Linked DNA regions of Homo sapiens: region 1 is linked to region 2. A link is an interaction called in ENCODE POLR2A ChIA-PET data of the cell type or tissue named here. Cell type or tissue: B cell. All regions are shown on one strand. Each heading gives the region's core, and the rest is flanking DNA. Links, peaks and the distances in the headings are about the cores only.

Region 1 (9,732 bases), core at 2,757-5,256, 130 kb after region 2:
AAACTTAGCTGGGTATGGTGGCGTGCACCTGTAGTCCCGGCTAGCTGAGAGGCTGAGATGGGAGGATGGCTTGAGCCCAGGAGTTTGAGGCTGCAGTGAGCTATCACACCATTGTATGCCAGCCTGGAAGACTGAGTGAGACCCTATTTCTAAAAAAAAAAAAATTAGAGTCATTCAGCCTTTTTTCTTTCACTTTATTTTTATGCATTTAGTAGTTTGGAGATTATATACTCTATTTCTTCTAGAAAGTTTAATAATATTTATATTTATTGATAATTTATTGGTTTAATTGCTAACCATTTCTTCATGTATCTCAGACCAAAATTTTAATTAGTAAACTATCTTTTGTTCCTGGCTGCTTTTTAAAAAACTTTTTATTTCATAATAATTACAGATTCACAGAAAGCTACAAAAATAGAAAAGAGGGGCCCTTTGTACCCTTCCCCGCAGTTTTCCCCAATGGTTACATGTTACTTAACTATAATACAATGGCAAAATGAGGAAATTGATATTGGCACATTGTGTATATATAGTTCTATCTCATTGTATCACATGTGTAGATTTCTGTAAGCATCACTCAGTAGTTTCAAGATACAGAATGATTTTATTATGACAGAGATCTCCCTTATGCTACCACTTAACAGCCACACCCAAACCTCCTACCATCACTAACCCCTGGCAACTATTAATCTGCTCTCCATCTCTATAATTTTATATTTTTGAAAATATTACATAACTGGAATCATGCTGCATGCTATGAATTGAATTATGTTTAACCTCAATGTGACTGTATTATTAACACTCAATGTGACTGTGTTTGGAAATACAGCCTTTAATGAGGTTAAACAAAGAGACACCAGGGAACTTTTCTCTCTCTCTCTCTCTCTCTCTCTCTCTCTCTCTCTCTCTCTCCCCTCCCTCTCTCTCATTCTCTCTGCCATATGAGGGCAGGGAAACAGTGATTTTCTGCAAGCCAGGAAGAGAGCTTTCACCAGAAATCTACCCTGCTGGGCCTTGATCTGGGATTTCTAGCCTCCAGACTGTAAGAAAATACATTTTTATTGTTTACACCCCTCAGTCTATGGTATTTTGTTATGGCAACTAGCACAGACTCATGCCTCATTTTGTACCTTGGCTTTTCACTCAGCCTAATATTCTTGAAATCTAATCAAGTTTCTGGGTGTTTCAATAATTTGTTCCTTTTTATTGCTGACTTATATTTCACCTGACCGTTTTTAAGAGCTTCAATTTGTCTTTGGTGTTCTGCAGACTAGTATGATATGTCCAGGTGTTAATTTCTTTTCTTTTCTTCTTTTTAAGTTATTCTTGGAACTTGTTGCACTTCCTGAATTTGAGAATTGGTATCATTAATCAATTCTGAAAAATACTCAGCCATTATCTCTTCTGATATGGCCTCTCTCCTATTCTCTTTCCTTTCCTTTTGGAACTCTGATTAGACTTATTAAATGTTCTCACTCTATCCTTGATATCTCTTAACTTTTCTTGTATATTTTCCATCTCTGCATCTTTTTGTTGTATTCTGGGTCATATCTTCAGATTTATATCCCAGTTCACTTATTCTTTCCTGTAGTCTAATTCATCCTTTGAGTTTTTAATATCAATTATTATTTTATAAAACTTTATGATGATATAATTCTTATACCAAAAATAATTTTTAAAGTATAGAATTTTAGTGTTTTTCAGTGTATTCACAGATTTGCGCATCTACCACCACCATTAACATGCAGAACATTATCATCAACCGCAAAAGAAACTCCATATTTATTGGCAGTCATTCCCCATTCTCCTCGTCTCCCAACCCCTAGAAATTACTAATCTACTGTCTATTTTTATAGCTTTGCCTATTCTGGAAATTTCATATAAAAGGAGTACTATAATATATGTAGCCTTTTGTGTCTGGCTTTTTTTCATTCAGCATGAGGTTTGCAAGATCCATTTTGCATGGGTACTTTATTTCATTTTATTGCAAGGTAATATTCTATTGTATATGCCACATTCCACACCACTGTTTGTTAACCATGCTTCAGTTGATGGACATTTGGGTTGTTTCTACTTTGGCACTGCTATGAACATTTAGATGTACAAGTTTGTGTGTAGTTTTGAATTATCTTGTTTGTATGCATGAGAGTAGAATTGCTGGGACATGCAGTAGGTAACTCTATGTTTAATCAGTTGAGGAACTGCCAAACTGTTTCCTAAAGTGGCTGCAGGATTCAACATTCCCACCAGCAATGTGTGAGAATTTAAGTTTTCCTACATCCTTGCCAACACATATTACTTCCATTTTTTATATTAGAGCCACCATAGTTGGTGTGAGGTGGTAGTATCTCATTGTGTCTCTGATTAATAATTTGCTAACGAATATTTTTGCGTGTGCAGATACACACAAATTCCTTTTGAATTGTCTTGGCATCTTTTTCAAAAATCAGTAAATGTAAGGGGTAATTTCTGGAGTCTCAGTTCTATTCCATTGATTTGTATGTCTATTCTTATACCACACTGCACTGATTACTATAGCTGTATAGTAAGCTTTGAAATCAGGAAGTGTGAATGCTCCAATTTTATCCTTATTTTTCAAGATAATTTGGCTATTCTGGATCCCTTCCATTTCTATACGAGTTTTTGGATTAATCTTTCGAAATTCCTAAGATTTTGATAGGGGATGTATTTAGTTTGAATATCAGTTTGAAGATTATTGCCACTTTACCAATACTGAGTCTTCCAATCCATGAGCATGTGATGTCTTTATAGTGATTTGGGTCTAATTTTATTTATTTATTTATTTATTTATTTATTTATTTATTTATTATTTTTTTGAGACAGAGTCTCGCTCTATCACCTAGTCTGGAGTGCAGTGGCACGATCTTGGCTCACTGCAACTGCCACCTCCCAGGTTCAACCTCCCAGGTTGTAGCTGGGGTTACAGGTGCACACCACCAGAACTGGCTAATTTTTTCTGTTTTTAATAGAGATGGGGTTTCGTTTTGTTGGCCAGGCTGGTCTTGAACTCCTGGCCTCATGTGATCCACCTGCCTCAGCCTCCTAAAGTGGTGGGATTACAAGCATGAGCCACCACACTTGGCCCTAATTTAATTTCTTTCAATGATGTTTTGTAATTTTCAGTGCACAAGTTTTACTCCTCCTAAGTTTATTTCTAAGTATTTTATTCTTTTTGATGCTATTATAAACATAATATTTCCAAATTTTACGTTCAGATTGCCCATTGCTTACATATAGAAATATAATTGCTTTTTGTATATTGATACTGTATCCTGCAATCTTGTTGATTTTATATAATTTTACTTCTTCCCTTCCAATCTGAATGTTTTATGTTTCTTTCTTGCTTAATTGCTGTGGCTGGAACTTCCAATATATCATGTTGAATAGAAGCAGTGAGAGCGGATATCCTTGTCTTGTTCCTGATCCTAGGGGGAAAATACTCAGTTTTTCACCTTTAAATACATTGTTAGCTATGTGTTTTTCATGGATGGCCTTTATCAGATTGAGGAATTTCTCCTTTATCCCTAGAGTTTTTTTTTTTTTTTATGAAAGGATGGGTTTTGTGGAATGTTTTTCTATGTCTATTGAGATGATCATGTAGTTTTTGCCCCCTTACTCTACTAATATGACATGTTACATTGATTGATTTTCATATGGTAAGCCAAGCTCACATACTGTGATAAATCCCACGTGGTCATGATGTATAATCCTTTCTATATGCTGCTGAAATCAGTTTGCTGGTATTTTGATGGGGATATTTCAGTCTGTATTCAAAATTGGTCTGTAGCTTTCTTGTGATGTTTTTGTCTAGTTTCGGTGTCAGGGAAATTCTGGTCTCAGAGAGTAAGTTGGGAAGTATATACCAATTCTAATTTTTACAAGAGTTTGTGAAAAACTCATGTTAATTCTTTCTTAAAAGCTCAGTAGAGTCCAGTAGTTTAGCCATGTGGGTTGGGCTTTTCTGTGTGGTTAGTTTTTGGTTTGTTTGTTTCTTCATTTGTTTTGTTGTTGTTGTTAATAGATAATTCAATCGCTTTACTTCTTGTCTCTCTGCTCAGACTTCCTCTTTCATTTTGAGACAGTTTTGATAGTTTGTATGTTTCTAGAAATTTGTTCTTTTAGGTAACCTAACTTGTTGGCATGCAATTATTCATAGTATTTCCTTAAATTCCTTTTTATTTATTGAAGATCAATAATGATATCTCATCTTTCATTCCTGATTTTAGCAATTTGAGCCTTCTATCTTTTTCTCTTGGTCAGTCTAGCTAAAGTTTTGTCAATTTTTAAAAATCTTTTCAAATCAATGACTCTTTTGGGGGCAATACTTAATCCAAAAGGATGAATGGATAATGATGTAACTTTAGGTGACAATTTTAGAGCTTGGTTAGAAGAGTATTTACATTAAATATAAAACAGTAACATTATTTTGGGGAAATTTCTAACATTTACCTGAGAGCATTGGTGAAAGGAAATCGTATTTTACTGTCATTTACTGAGATTCTGGGTACAGAGAAGTCTCCTTTGGCTATAAATAGGAAAGAGATACCAGTGAACTTATTTTAAAAAAGGAAACTTTTGGTGATTATCTCCATTATCTTTCTATTCTTTATTTATTTCTCTCTCTACTCTTTATGATTTTTTTTCCTTCTGCTTCTTTGGGTTTAGTTTGCTCTTCTTTTTCTAATATCTTAAGGTAGAATATCAGGTTCTTAATGTGGATTTTTTTCTTTTTTTTTAAATATAGACATTTATCAGTATACATTTCCCTCTAAGCATTAATTTCACTGCATCCCAGAAACTTCGGCATATTGCATTTTTATTTTCATTCATTTTCTAATTTCCCTTGTGATTTCTTCTTTGACTCTTTAGTTACTTAGAAGAATATTGTTTAATTTCTACATATTTGTGAACATCTCCAATTTTTTTCTGTTATCAGTTTTTAATTTCATTCCATTGTGGTCAGAGAATCTATTTCATATAATTTCAAAATTGATTTTTAAATTTATTGGGGCTTGGCTGGGCGCGGTGGCTCACGCCTGTAATCCCAACACTTTGGGAGGCCAAGGTTGGTGCATCATCTGAGGCCAGGAGTTCGAGAGCAGCCTGGCCAACATGGCGAAACCCCATCTCTACTAAAAATACAAAAATTAGTGGGGTGTGGTGGCTTGCACCTGTAGTCCCAGCTACCCGGGAGGCTGAGGTAAGAGAATCACTTGAACCTGCGAGGCAGAGGTTGCAGTGAGCCGAGTTCGCGCCACTGCACTCCAGCCTGAGCGACAGAGCGAAACTTCATCTCAAAGAAAAAAAAAATTACTGGGGCTTGTTATATACCATAGCATAGGGACTGTTCTGGAGAATATTCCATGTGCACTTAAGAAAAATGTATACTCTGCTGTTATTGAATGGAATGTTCTATTTGTGTCTGTTAGGTCTTGTTGGTTTATATTGTACATCATCTTTCTTTTATTGATCTTCCTCATTCTTGAAATATTATTTTTTATTTCTAGAAAATCTTTTGGTCCTTTAAAATTATGCTTGGTTACTTTTAGTTAGTTATTTCTCTCTAGTTTAATTTTGACTCCCCCTTTTTAAATTTCTATATACCCACTAAACAAGCTTATTTTATAATTAGTATCTATTTAATTCCAGTAGTTGGCATCTTTGTAGATTGAGTATGCTATCTGCTATCACTCATTACCTTGTTTGTTGTTGTTGTTTGTTTGTTCGTTTGCTTTGAGATGGAGTCTCGCTCTGTCGCCCAGGCTGGAGTGCAGGGCAGTGACACGATCTCGGCTCACTGCAACCTCCACCACCCAGGTTCAAGTGATTCTCCTGCCTCAGCCTCCTGAGTAGCTGGGACTGCAGGCGCACGCCACCATGCCTAGCTAATTTTTGTATTTTTTAGTAGAGATGGGGTTTCACCATGTTAGCTAGGATGGTCTTGATCTCCTGACCTCGTGATCCACCCGCCTCGGCCTCCCAAAGTGCTGGGATTACAGGCATGAGCCACCGCGCCCAGCCTCATTACCTTGTTTTGCATATATTCTATAATATTTGACAGAGAGCTCCTATTCTTTGGAACTTTGAGGCTTCAATTTAAGGTATTTTCTTTCATGAAAGATTTGGTTTGCTTCTGCGGATGCTTGAGATTACTCTAAATTTTCAAACTGAGATTTTTAAAACCTAATGAGTAGTTTGAATTCAGGCCAAAACCCATATGAGGCCTGCTTAGGATTACACATTATCAGGGCTGCATTTTTCCTCCTTCACTCAATGTCAAAGTTAAGACAGGCAAGTTTCCTTACAATTTTTTTCTTTAGGGTTAATTTATTTGCAATCTATCATTATGCTGCCACTATACCCCTTGTGTTTCTAACTTTATGCAGGGATCTCCTTTTAGATTCTGCACTTTGGGCGGGTCTTGGATTTTAGCTCCTGTTTGTCATAGCACGAAGGACCATCTAATGAAAACTCAGGGTCACCATTGCTGGGCAAATGGCCTCAAGATGAAAGCCAATCTCAGTGCTATCTTTCATATCTGGATTTCAACATTTATTTCATTTTGACCTGTGAGGCTTCCTTACTGCCTTGCAAGCTCAGTGCTACATTTATAAGTACATGTATTTTATTTTAAAATTTTTTTGTGGAGATGGGGGTCTTGCTATGTTGCCCAGGTTGCTGATCTTGACCTCTGAGCCTCAAGCTATCCTCCTGCCTCAGCTCCCAAAGTGCTGGGATTACAGGCATGAGCCACTGTGCCCAGCCAAGTGCATATATTTTAAATTTTTATTCAGCAGGTTTAGTTGTTTTCTGGGGAAGAGTTATTTATGTTTTATACATGTCTGTTAAGTCTAGTTGGTTTATAATGTTGTTGAAGTCATCTTTTTAAATAGATCCTCTGCCTAATTCTTGAAATATTATATTTTCCATTTCTAGGACTTCTTTTTGGCCTTTAAAATTATTCTTGGCTTTTTTTTGGGGGGGGGGGAGGATGGAGCCTTACTCTACATCCAGGCTGGAGTGCAGTGGTGTAATCACGGGTCACTGCAGCCTTGACCTCCCGGGCTTAAGTGATTCTCTTGCCTCAGCCTCCCAAGTAGTTGGGACTACAGACATGCACATGCCACCATGCCCAGCTAATTTTTTGATTTTTTTGTAGAGATGGGATCTCTCTATGTTACCTATGCTGACCATGAAGTCCTGGACTGAAGTGATCCTTCCACCTCGGCTTCCTCAAGTGCTGGAATTACAGGTGTGAGCCACCATGCCTGGCCTGGTTGATTTTTGTTTTGGTGCTGTGGGAGGAATGCCTGCCTTGGAGGAAAGAAAGATCTGCATTTTTTTCCCTAATTAATTTTATTTTATTGTGGTAAAGACATTAAATTCACTCTTTTAATAATATTTAGAGCATACAAAATGGTATTGTGGTATTGTTAACTATAAGCACGATGTTCCACAAATCTCTAGAACTCATTGATCTTGCATAACCCAAACTTTATGCCCATTGATTGCTGGCCTGTTTGTTTTTTTTTTTTTTTCCAGAAGGAGTTTTGCTCTTGTCGCCCAGGCTGGAGTTCAATGGCATGATCTTGGCTCCCTGCAATCTCTGTCTCCCAGGTTCAAGCGATTCTCCTGCCTCAGCCTCCTGAGTAGCAGGGATTACAGGTGTGCATCACCACACCCAGCTAATTTTTGTATTTTTAGTAGAGATGGGGTTTCACCATGTTGGCCAGGCTGGTCTCAAACTCCTGGTCTCAGGTGATCTGCCCGCCTCAGCCTCCCAAAGTGCTGGGATTACAAGCATAAGCCACTGTGCCCGGCCTGGCCTGGTTCTTTTTATTTAGCTCTCTGTCTCTAGTCATATTTTATATATATGACTAGAGAGTATGATGGCCAGTAGTATGATAATGTGGTGCAGTGTGTTCTGTACATGTATCAAACATACAAGTACAGAACGTATCTAAAGTAACTGCTCTACACTGCCCTATACTATAAACTAGTCCTCAAAAGCGTAGCAAGTTCTACAGTTTGGAGAAATTTGCACATTAAAAAGTTGCCACTTTTAACTACCTTCTTTTATGCATTGATAGTTTATGCATTGATAGTCAGAAAAGGTCCCCCTTTAAGAGAAGATGCTTGGGGCCTAACCATTCTCACTGTTCACACTTATCTCCTCTACTCTTGAGATCATCCAGTCTCCTTGACACTAAGAAAAGAGTGTTCTCAAAGCAGACAGCAGCAGGAGGAACCAATGTGTGAGGACAAACAACAGGAGCAAAGTGCCAAGCTGAAGCTTAGGAGCAGGTGGATAGTCAGATAAAAGAGTGGAGTGGAGTGTGAGAGCCAGATGGAAGGGTCATGGCCATAGCCATGTAGGGTAGGAGTGCCACAGAACAGACCTCCAATATTTGAGATCAGTTTCAAGTCACCTCTGGTCCTTCTCCAGGACATGCCTCTCTATCTTTCACACTGTGGCATGAAACTGCCACTTCAGATGTTGCTAGCAGAGCCATACCCTCCAGTCACTCCATTAATGCAGTCAGCCAGAGCTGCTCTAGCTTTGCCCTGTTGATTCATTTTGAGCTGTCACCTAAAACACCCCAATTCTTTTCCATAGCTAAAACAAATTCATTTTTCTCCCATTTTTTACCTAGTTGCATGGAGTTTTGTTTTTGTTTTGTCTGTTTTTTAAAAAAAAATTTGAGTTCACGAACACACATTTATCACTTCACCTTGTTAGATGCAGCCTGCCATTCTAGGCAGCAAGAGGTTTTGGCCCAATTCTGTCTTCATTAGCTTTTACTATCTTTCTTGGTTTCATGTCATCTGTCAATTTTATGAGTACTTCACTGTGTATACATCTAAATCACTGATAAAAATATTGAGCCAGATCAAGGCACACCTCTTGAAGTTTCCTTTGAAGCTGATATTGATGCATTACTCAATACCCTTTGGGTGTGATTGCTCAACCAGTTATTATTCCACCTAGTTGTACTTGTACCCAGGACAAATCTGCATGGTTGTCATGTATCTTTTTCTCAATAGCTTTTTGGTAAGTACACATTTTACTGACCTACCAGCATAGAAACCATCTCAAAAGAGTGAAACCAAGGCAAGTTTAACAAAACTTGTTCTTGGTGCATCCAGTTTAGAACCTAGCGATTCCCTGGATCCTTGATTATTACAGAGCTGCCGTAACAACCAGCGGTGCCTAACCAGTGTTTATGTGTTAGAGAAATAAACTTCTATTTTGCTTAAGCGCCTGTATTTAGGTGTCCTTTTTACAGCTGCCTAACTAATATAGTATATTAGCGCACAACCAAGACAGAAAGGAAGGAAGGGAAGGGCATGCTCTTTCCTCCAATATGAATAACCCAGGAATTTCACACATCATTTTTTGCTCTTATTTCATTGGCCAGAACATATAACTGAAAGTGAGGCAGGGAAATGATCATCTCCATTTAACTCATCTTAGTTTGCCCAGCTCTTTTCAGGTTTTAGCACCAGAGTTCTGCATCTTGGGAACCCCCTTAGTCCTGGGTAAATAGGGGGATGGTTGGTCACCCTACATCCAGCTAAAATTTGTAGGTTTTAAAGAGAGAAAGGAGAAATGGATATTGATGGACCACTAGATCCCTTCCTCAGTCTCCATCCAGTTTGTCTTGTGAGGCTGCTATTTTTTTCTGCTTGAGGGACTGCTTTTCTTCATCT
Region 2 (9,732 bases), core at 3,066-5,565:
TTTTTATTCTGGTGCAGAAACACATAACATAAAATTTACCATCTAAACTGTTTTCAAGTGTACAGTTTAGTAGTGTTAAGTATATTCAGGCTGTTGTGAAACAAATCTCCAGAACTTTTTCATCTTGCAAATGTGAAACTCTATGCCCATGAAGTAACTCTTCTTTAGGCCCTTCCCTCAGCCCTGGTAACCACCATTCTACTTTCTGTTTCTATGAGTTTGACTATTCTAGCTGCCTTATATAAGGAGAATCATACAGCATTTCTCTTTTGGTGACTGTCGTATTATGCTTAACATAAGGTCCTCAAGGTTCATCCATGTTGTAGCATGTATCAGAATTTCCTTCCTTTTTAAGACTGAAAAATATTCCATTGTACGTTGTATCACGATTTATAGCAGTCACTCTGTAGCTTGTCTTTAGAACCAAGAAGGAGGAGTTTTTTACTTTGAACTGACCCAATTTTGGACAATGCCTAAGCATTGCTAGCTGGGCCAGAATGAACGGACACGTGGAGTGCTTCTACTTCTTGGCTATTGTGAATAGTGCTGTTATAAACATGTAAGTAAAAGTAACTCTTCAGACCCTGCGTTCATTTCCTTTGGATACATACCCTGAGGTGGAATTGCTGGATAATATCGTAGTTCTCTTTTTTGAGCATTTTTTGAGAAACCTCCATACTATTTTTAAATAGCAGTTGTACCATTTTACATTCACACCAACAATGCACAAGGGTTCCAATTTTTCAGTATCCTTGCCAACATGTGTCATTCTCTGTTTTTTTGATAGTGGCCATTCTAATGGGTGTTAAGTTGGCTCTTTCTTTTGCATCTTTAAATTTTCTCTTTTGGGTTGCTCATATCAGCACAGTTTTATCTTAATAAAGAAATAAAAACCCCTTTAAGCCCATATTCTCCTCCAGCTACCACCTATTTATCTTCTCTCTTTTACAAGAAAATTCCTTGCAAGACTTGTACACATTCATCTATGTTGCTTCTTCCATTCTCTCTTCAAAACAGAGTTTTTAACAACATCCATGGGGAACTCTCTCAACACTGTGAGATAGGCTACTGATAACATGTCCCTAGCCAAATGCAATAACCAATTCTAAGTACTCATCTTCCTCAATTTCTCTGCAGTATTCGATACAGCTGATCACTTCCTCTTTCCTGAAACACGTCTTTCCCTTAGTCTTGGCGACACCACTCTCTAGGTTCTCCTATTTCACTGCCTACTCCTTCTCAATCTTTTTTGCTGATTCCTTCTCATCTCCATGATTTCTAAACTGTGGCATTCCCTCTGGCATTGTCCTCGGTCTTCTCTCTCATACTTAACATTTTCTCCTCCTCAGGTGACCTCATACAGTTTTGTGGCTTTAAAAACCATCCTATATGCTGACAACCTAAGTTAACATCTCTATCACAACCTCTCCCCCAAAGTGAATATTCTTAAATGTAAAGACCTATTCATATCTTCACTTGGATCTCAAATTTGATGTGTCCCAAACTACTGTTGATTCCCTTGAGCATCTGCTCTTCCTGTAGGTTTTCCCATCTCAGTAATGGCAACTTTACAGTCAGTGTCTCAAGCTTGATAGAAACCAGACATAATCCTTTACTCTCTTCAACAATACACCAGCTCTACTCCTGTTTCCATATAGTTTTTCTCCACATAGCATACAATGTGATCCTTTTCTAGTGGAAGTTTGCTGGTATCTTTCGATAGCTTCCATTTGATTCAGAATAAAATGCAAAATGCAAAGTTCTCACTATAACCTAAAAGCTTTATATGATTTGACCCTCACTTTGTCTTTGACCTTATCTTCTACTACTCTCCACCTTGTTCACTCTATTCCAGACAACTGGTCTCCCTGCTGTTTCTGGAACGCGCTAAGTACATTGTCATCTTAGAAACCTTTATACTTGTTCTTCCCTGTGCCCAGAATACTCTTTCCCTAAAAACTCGTATGACCTGCTCATTCACTTTCTTCAGATCTCTGCTCAAAATCACCTTGACAGGACTCTTTCAACTTCCGTACTCTTTCAACTTCCTTACATAAAACAGTACTACTACCCACGCTCACTTGTCAGTCATTCTCTATCCCTTCTGCCCTTACCACCACCTGACATATTGTGTGCCTTTCATAATCTGTCTTACTCATGGACTGTAAGATCAACAAGAGCAGGATCTCTGCTTTACTTATTGCTGTATTCCTAGTACTTAAAACAGTACTTGTCATATACTAGAGGTACTCAAATATTTGTTGAATGAATGAAAGGACTGAAGAAGTGACAACCTTCTTCAGAGTGGGAGGCCACTTTTCCTGAGATTTAATCCTGGGGTAGGCCTGCTTGTGGCCCTGTCTACACATATCATCATTTGCTGCTGTGACTTATAAAAGGAAATATTGTCCTTCTATTGATTTCTATCACAAAAAGGTTGGATTTCTTTCCCTACTTGGCTTCATATTTTTTTCTAAAAGCCATCTTATAATTACAAGTTCACAAAGACCTGCAAAGAAGTCTTTTTTTTTTTAATATATATACAGATTTTACAGATCCACAATTGCAGATGGTGCAGTCTGTTTAGGAAACACATCACTATAGACAGAATAGGGAAAAACAGACCCCACAGTACACAGCTTATCTCCAGGCGCATCAACTCAGTGGAAATCAACTTTCAGGGAGGAGGAATGGGAAAAAAAGAATATAGTTTAGACTTACGTGGTAAGAAGGAGGAAGGAAGCAAGAGAAGTTAAATGTTAACATGAAGGTACTTTCCTTATTGGAAGTTTAACTAACTCCTATTTTTTTTTAATAAAAAAGTAAGAACATAATAACCACATAGAATATATATATATATATTTCTTACCTCTCCCAATGAGAAATAGTGACGTGGAATTTGAGAATCAGGATATATATTCTCTAGGTACCAGGAAAAAGGTTTGCATTGTAGTTTGTGTCTTAGACCAACTCTTGACGATATATCTCCATAATCTACCTTTGTAACACCTGTTGAAAGAAATAATTGACTCTGAATTATTAGTGTTGTTTTAGGTAACACATGTTTATATATTGAATCTAATAAGCCAGATGAATCAGAACAGTGGTATCAGCTGGGTGATATGTGACTATACAAGTGGAGACACCATGAATCCACCAAAAGTATAAAGCAAGGAAAATACATTAAAATGTGTTTTAATTTTTCAGAGAAAAATGACATTTATGTGAGAATGAAATATAAGTGATATGGGATCAGTAAACTTCAATATATGTTAAGGCACAAACAAAAAAATCAAGGTCTATTTTGCTCAAATATTAAACAGAGCAATTGTTTGCAGTCAGGCTTCTCTCACACAACTCACTGAACTGTGCACCCTGCCACTTGACAGTCTTGCAGTAACTAAAAAATAAGGATGGACTAGTAACAATGTCAGGCCGACTTATAGCTGATGGAACAACTGTTCCTACAAAACTCTGAATAGCAAAGTTTCCGGAAAGAAGGCCCTGTGGCACGTTTTGGGCTCTCAGTGGCCTTGTGATACTTGACGAAAGCCTCCTATGACAGCATTGAGGGCCTGCTTATAGAGAACGTTCATGACCCACTGCAAAAACAGTGGTTTTGTTATGTTGAATGAAAACTCCAAGAATCAAGAAAAAGTCATATAAGCTAGAAAAATGGCTGAAAATTTAACAAGATGAAACTTCACAGGAATAAATACTAAATGTTGCAGTTAGGTTTTAAAAAAAATAGAACATCTGCAAAACCTGGGCTAGCAACACTGACCTGGATAATTTATTACTGTTAATTATATATTATTCTAGGCATTCTGCCAAGCACTTTCTATACTGTGTGTGATTTCATTCATTCCTTACAATGACCTTATGAGGCAGGTGTTCACCTCTGCTCAAAGCTTCACTTCTAACCTTCTTACTTCTCCTCCAGGATCAGGGTCAACAAAGGTACAGCCTTGTATTTCTAATGCAAAACAACGCTAACCTGGAGAAATTATATAGAAGAAATTCTTGAATTCATCCATCCACACTTCTGCAAGTCGTCTGTTATTTTTATTGATAATCTGCCCTGTGCCTCCTGGAAACGTGTAAGGTGTAGCTTTCCGAAACACATGTCCAACATGTGAGCATGTAACAATTTCCAAAGTTCCTCCACACTGCCAAATCTGAAAACAGCAGAGATGACCATGTAACATGTAGCTGAGTAATCAGGAAATGTTCACCTTAGTTTTCCCATAGTATTTTTCTTTTCAATTAAATAGGGGTTTGGCTTTTGTTTAAACTTAAATGGAACATATTGTAGTTACTGGTAAAAAGCTTCCAAAGTACCTCCATACTACCAAATCTGAAAATAACAGCAAAGACCATATATGACATTGATAGTTTTTAAAAAAGTATTGACATCTATTGGGTTCCACAGTTGGAATTTCGCAAAATCAGGGGCACATGATGGGCTCCGGCTGTATGGTTAGGTTACAAAGCCAGTGCTTCCTCAAGAGAAACATTTCTCTAATTTGGGTTCTGATCAAACCAAAAGTTGAAGATTAAAATAAAGAAAACATAGGTTAAAGGCTAAATACAGAAAAGATATGGGATCTAGAGCAGTATTTTTCTAACTGCAGGCCATTATACCTAAGAGAATCATAAATTCAAATTGATGAATTGCAACCTGTACTTGTTAACAAGGACATACTGTTTCATAAAATGTTTAAATTTTATGTTTTGTGTGTGCAGAATGTATAATGTATTTATTAATGTGGCTCATGGTTAAAAACAACCACCAAACAAAACCTGACCATGGAGTAACCAGCCAGATGCTCATCTGTTCACCCCTCTCCAAACCTGCGTCACGGCTTGTACATGAAACAGAACCTAGGAATCTCAACTAGATCCATTGTAAGTTCTTCAGTGAGACAGTAAAAGCATGTTTTGTTGTCTTTGTTAGAACAATAAAAACAAAAAAAGGGGCAGAAGAAAGATGATCAAGTATGGGCTTACATCCTTAATTTAATGAAATCCTTCTGTTTCTTTCAAAATACATTCCCCCCACCAAGTTAAAAATCTCATAACTCTTTATAATTAAAATAACATTTTGGAAAGTTCTGATTTTGTTAAATATTCAGTGTTCCTACCTTCAAGTTTTCCCAGGATTATAAGTGTTAGAGCTGGATAGGATCTCCAAGGTGATATTGAGTCCAACCCTCTCTTTGACAAGAAGGCAAAGCGATTCACTGGGAACAAAGTGAGCTCGCTGGTTCAGATTACAGTACACGTCAGTGTGATTTCCACTATAATAAGCTATGTGTCTAAAGTTGGTTATTTGCAAAAATATGCAATGCCATTTAAACGATATGTTGATTCTAGTGAACATGAAATGCAAAGACTTTATATGTAGACTGGGTTAAATTAATTTAGAGTCATTTTAGAATTCTTTCGCATTTTTATTGAAAAATATAAAGCTGGTAAAGTGACTAGGTTTTATATAAAAAAAATTTTCACACTAAAATAAAAAGCATATTACAAAATGTGAAATTTATGTTTAAATGTGAAATTTATGTTTTTGAGAGTAAAGCAGCAAAGTAGCATATCCAAACTATATATTAGCTTTTAGAGCTTAAATTACTTCCTTGAAAATAATAAAAATTAAAAACAACTAGGGAATCTTGTGTAAGTTTTATAGCTGAACTTCAAAGGTAACTAAATTATTTGCTTCAATAGTTTATAATGAACCCTTACTATCAGTCCTTTTTATGGACTGAAGGCTCTGAAGTTACATTAAACTTGTATTAAATTCAATTTTTATTTTTTATGTAGAGATACATGAATAATCAATGCACATCTATACTTGAAGTTAAATAAAAGATTAAATTTTTTTAAGGGAACTTACCCTAAAGGAAATTTCTAGGTTTTCTCCTCCCCAAATATCCATTCCAGCATCATATGTTCCAATTTCCTGAAAGTAATCTCTGTCTATTGAAAAAAGGCCTCCTGCCATGGTAGGTGTCCTGAAATTCAATAATGCTATACCATTAGCAATTTAAAATTTACAATCAATCAGTTTTTGTTTTTAAAAGCTGTTTCATAACTATTTATAACTACTGAGTAAGTACTTATTCTCACACTCTTCATAAACTTTCATACGCCCCAGGGGCTTTCTGTGTTTTATGCTGTGTTATTTGGTCTTCACACATGACCTGCACCATGGTCATGCTGACTGCTAGACTTGCTGTGTCATGCTTCTGCCCAGACATCCCTCTCTGTCACAGTCCTAAGAGTACTTTCTATCTTTCTTGGCCCTCAGGTCCTAACTGAGTTTAGATCTCAAACTCCTTAAATTAAAGCTGTTCCTCACAATCCTCTCCATCTGACTGTGCACCCACTCCACAGATCCTAGCAACTTCAAGGCAGTTGACTATATTAACCAAGTAGATTGAGGTTAGAGTTACCATGCCATGTTCTAAAGGGTGGCAAATAGTATAAATACATAAGATAAACTGGATGGAAACAGTGAGGTCTTTTCCTAATACCCACTAGAAATCTTTAAGGAGAGGAGACAAAATATAGAATAAAATCAATATGTTCCTTCCTGACTGTGTGGTATATTTTCTGCAAAAGAGGAGTCTAATTCATCAAAATAGGGCTCAGGTATGCAAAGGGAGTGGGAACATGTGAAATTAAGCAGAGAAATTATTAAGAAATGAAGGAAGATTTAAATAAATGAATATCAGCCCATTTGATTTTTATAAAGAACAAGTATGGAGAAAAAGTAAACTCCAACCAGGAGAAAAAAATAAGTTACAGGGACCAAAGATACCACGAAGATTATATTTTAAGATGAACCCTAAAATGTACTCATTGCCTTTCCAGAGGAAACAGTTGTTTCCAAAAAAGGTTTGGACTTATTTTGATTTTAGAAGAAAAAAAGAATGAGAAAAGGATTTAAAAGAAACAGCCAAAATTCAGAATTATCATTTAATACAGGGTTTTCTTGACCTGAGTTTTTTGTGTGCTAAATCTTCTGCATGTACATGTGCATTTTTCTCCATTAGAGAAGACCCATAGCTTTCACCAGATTTTCAAAAAATTTTGTCATTTTTGAAATGTTTAGGAACCCCTGATTTAGATAGTGAATTGCACTAACAGCTAAAGAGAAGAAAAGTCCCTTGCACTACTACTACTAAGAACTCAGGCTAAGGAAAAAAGCACACAGTCAGTGGAAAATCTCTTCAGTGTTGCCAGAACTGAACTTGAATTCAAGGGAAGGCAGACGCAGGAGGCCCAAAAACAGAAAAGCTGAAGCCTGGTTCTGAAGGAACTCTTAATACAGAAGTAGCAGGTCGGTACAATGGGGCTAAATTCTAGGATGGCTCAGAAGAGCTCAAAGGTCTCAATTTCATGTTCTAAAAAGAGCATGAAGATTTTTATTCCATCCTGAAAAAAAAATCTATATATGACCAAGTAGAGAAAAAAAATCAGAGAATAAATGGATTAATGAATTTTTTTATATTTTGTGTCAATTCTAGCTATTTTTATGTTTTACACAAGCTTTTCTAACTTTACCAGTCAATAACTGTCATCCAGATGGTACAAGTCTGAATTTAAAATTGTACATTTTAATGCAAGGACCCAGTTTTAGGTAGTATCTTCACATACTGACACAATTAATTAAGCTAAGTATTATTATCCTTAATAACTGAATTAAAGTACAGATCTGACGCATTTGCAAAATGTTCATAAAGGAATGAAAAAACACGCATGTCATCATTTCTCATGTGCACTAGATTTATAGAATAAGCAAAAATTTCTAATTTTATTAGAGGAGAAATCCTTCTTTAAAACACTCACATATGTGAAAGATGGCTGTTAACTACCATAAGGTATACGAATGCTTCACGTTTCTCAAAATACACTTATCCATTTGATATGATTCCCAAAGCTCCACAACCTTCTGCCAATAACACTTTAGGCAAAATGTCTGACAAATTAATTACCTGACAGGAAGAGTCCGATCACCTTTCCTTCTGTCCATTTCTCTTTGGGGAACAGGATACCAGCGAAAATTGAGCTTCCAGTTGAACCCACCATAGGTCATATCAGAGCCTGCCATGTACTCAAAAGTATCATCACTGATCACATCGATGATGGGACACACCACTGTTCTCCTGATGTCATAAAAGCAAGTTAAGAAATCTTTCAAAACATTCCTGTTTAATGCCAACTACAGAACAATTGTATAGTAAGTGTTTTTATTTTTTATTTTTTCCCTTGAAACAGGGTATCACTACTCTGTCACCACCCAGGCTGGAATGCAGTAGTGCAATCAGGGGCCACTGCAGCCTCGACCTCCTCAAGTGATCTTCCCACCTCAGCTTCCTGAGTAGCTGGGACCACGGCTGGGATCACATAACACCACACTCAACTAATTAAAAAAATTTTTTTTTTGTTTTTTATATTTAAGACTTTAATCTTCAAGGGACTGATTTTAACTATGATATACAGTAAGTATCCAACTTCATTTATTTCTTCTATGGATAACCAGTTGTTCCACCACTATTTATGTAATGGTCCCTTTTTCTTCTGCTGTAACTATGAGTGACTGCTCTGTCATAAATCAAGATTACATACAAAAATGAGCTGGTTTCTAGACCCTACCCTGTTTCACTAGTCTATTTGTGAATTCCTGCATCAATATACCACTGCCATAATTAACACAGCTTTAAAATAAGTCTTGACGCCTAGTAAGGCAAGCCCCCTTAGATCTGATTCTTCTTCAGAAGCATCCCAACTATTTTTTTTCTTTTTACAGTTCCGTATCAATGCTAGAATCGGCCTGTACAGTCTCTCAAAGAAAATTCTGTGGAGATTTCAATTGGAAATGCACTGAATTTATATATGAATTTGGGTAGAATTGATACTCTTATGATATTGACTTTCCTATCCATTTCTCTCTCAAGATTTTTTCGTGAATTTCAGTAAATCTTTTGATAAACATATTCCTATGTGTAGTCTATGACTGCCATTGCTATTACGAATGGTATCTTTTCTTTTTGCATTATATTTTCTAAGTATTCCTTGTTGGTGTGAAATAAACTTTTCATTCTTTTGTTTGGAGATGGAGTCTCACTCCTGTTGCCCAGGCTAGAGGGCAATGGTGCACTCTTGGCTCATTGCAGCCTTGACTTCCTGAGTTCAAGCGATCCTCCCGACTCAGCCTCCCAAGTAGTTGGGACTATAGGCATGCACCACCACGACTGCCTAATTTTTTGTATTTTTAGTAGAGCTGGGGTTTCGCCATGTTGGCCAGACTGGTCTCGAACTCCTGGGTTCAAGTGATCTGCCCACCTCGGTCTCCCAAAGAGCTGGGATTACAGGCGTGAGCCACTGCTCTAGCCTGAACTTTTCTATAGTAATCTCGTGTTTGGCAACATTGCTAAATTCTTATTGTTTCTATTATTTTATGTATAGATTCGTTTTCTTCACAAACACATACACAATTGACAACAATGCTTTTCCTTTTTCCAATAAATAAATGTTCTTTATTTACTGTAGTACTGCAAAACCTAAGAAAGACTTCTAATAATACTAACTGGTGATTGAGGGCATTAACATCTTCTTCCACATCTTTTTAAAAAATGCTTCCAACATTTCTCCATTAACATGATTTCTGCTTGCAAAGGCTTTTTTTTTTTTTTTAAGCCATCCTTTCTTGGATTAGTAAAC

Evidence for each region. Peaks named below come from ENCODE experiments on the same cell type or tissue, not always from the same donor. Only the 100,000 strongest peaks of a DNase experiment are listed, where the experiment ranks them.
Region 1: POLR2A ChIA-PET joins it to region 2 with 6 read pairs; 3 of 35 experiments call an interaction of 5 or more read pairs at or near these places.

The regions. Positions count from the first base shown.
Region 1 is chr18:35,559,281-35,569,012 of GRCh38, reverse strand. No RefSeq gene overlaps it. Among named protein-coding and RNA genes, the nearest start is that of GALNT1, 18 kb to the left of the region's middle. In B cell, for the core only: no CTCF peak of the experiment used is centred there; a DNase peak (open chromatin) is centred at 3,992; H3K4me3 peaks cover 696 bases; H3K27ac peaks cover 807 bases.
Region 2 is chr18:35,685,458-35,695,189 of GRCh38, reverse strand. GALNT1 (polypeptide N-acetylgalactosaminyltransferase 1) reads right to left here. Exons shown (of 12, transcript NM_020474.4): 6 at 8,004-8,174; 7 at 5,900-6,017; 8 at 3,998-4,178; 9 at 2,870-3,009. It overlaps LOC105372064 (a long non-coding RNA gene), which reads left to right. Exons shown (of 5, transcript XR_935377.3): 5 at 4,747-5,114. It overlaps LOC124904285 (a long non-coding RNA gene), which reads left to right and starts at 8,259. Exons shown (of 2, transcript XR_007066342.1): 1 at 8,259-8,510; 2 at 8,819-9,123. RefSeq lists enhancers at 6,214-6,263, 6,284-6,333. In B cell, for the core only: no CTCF peak of the experiment used is centred there; no DNase peak of the experiment used is centred there.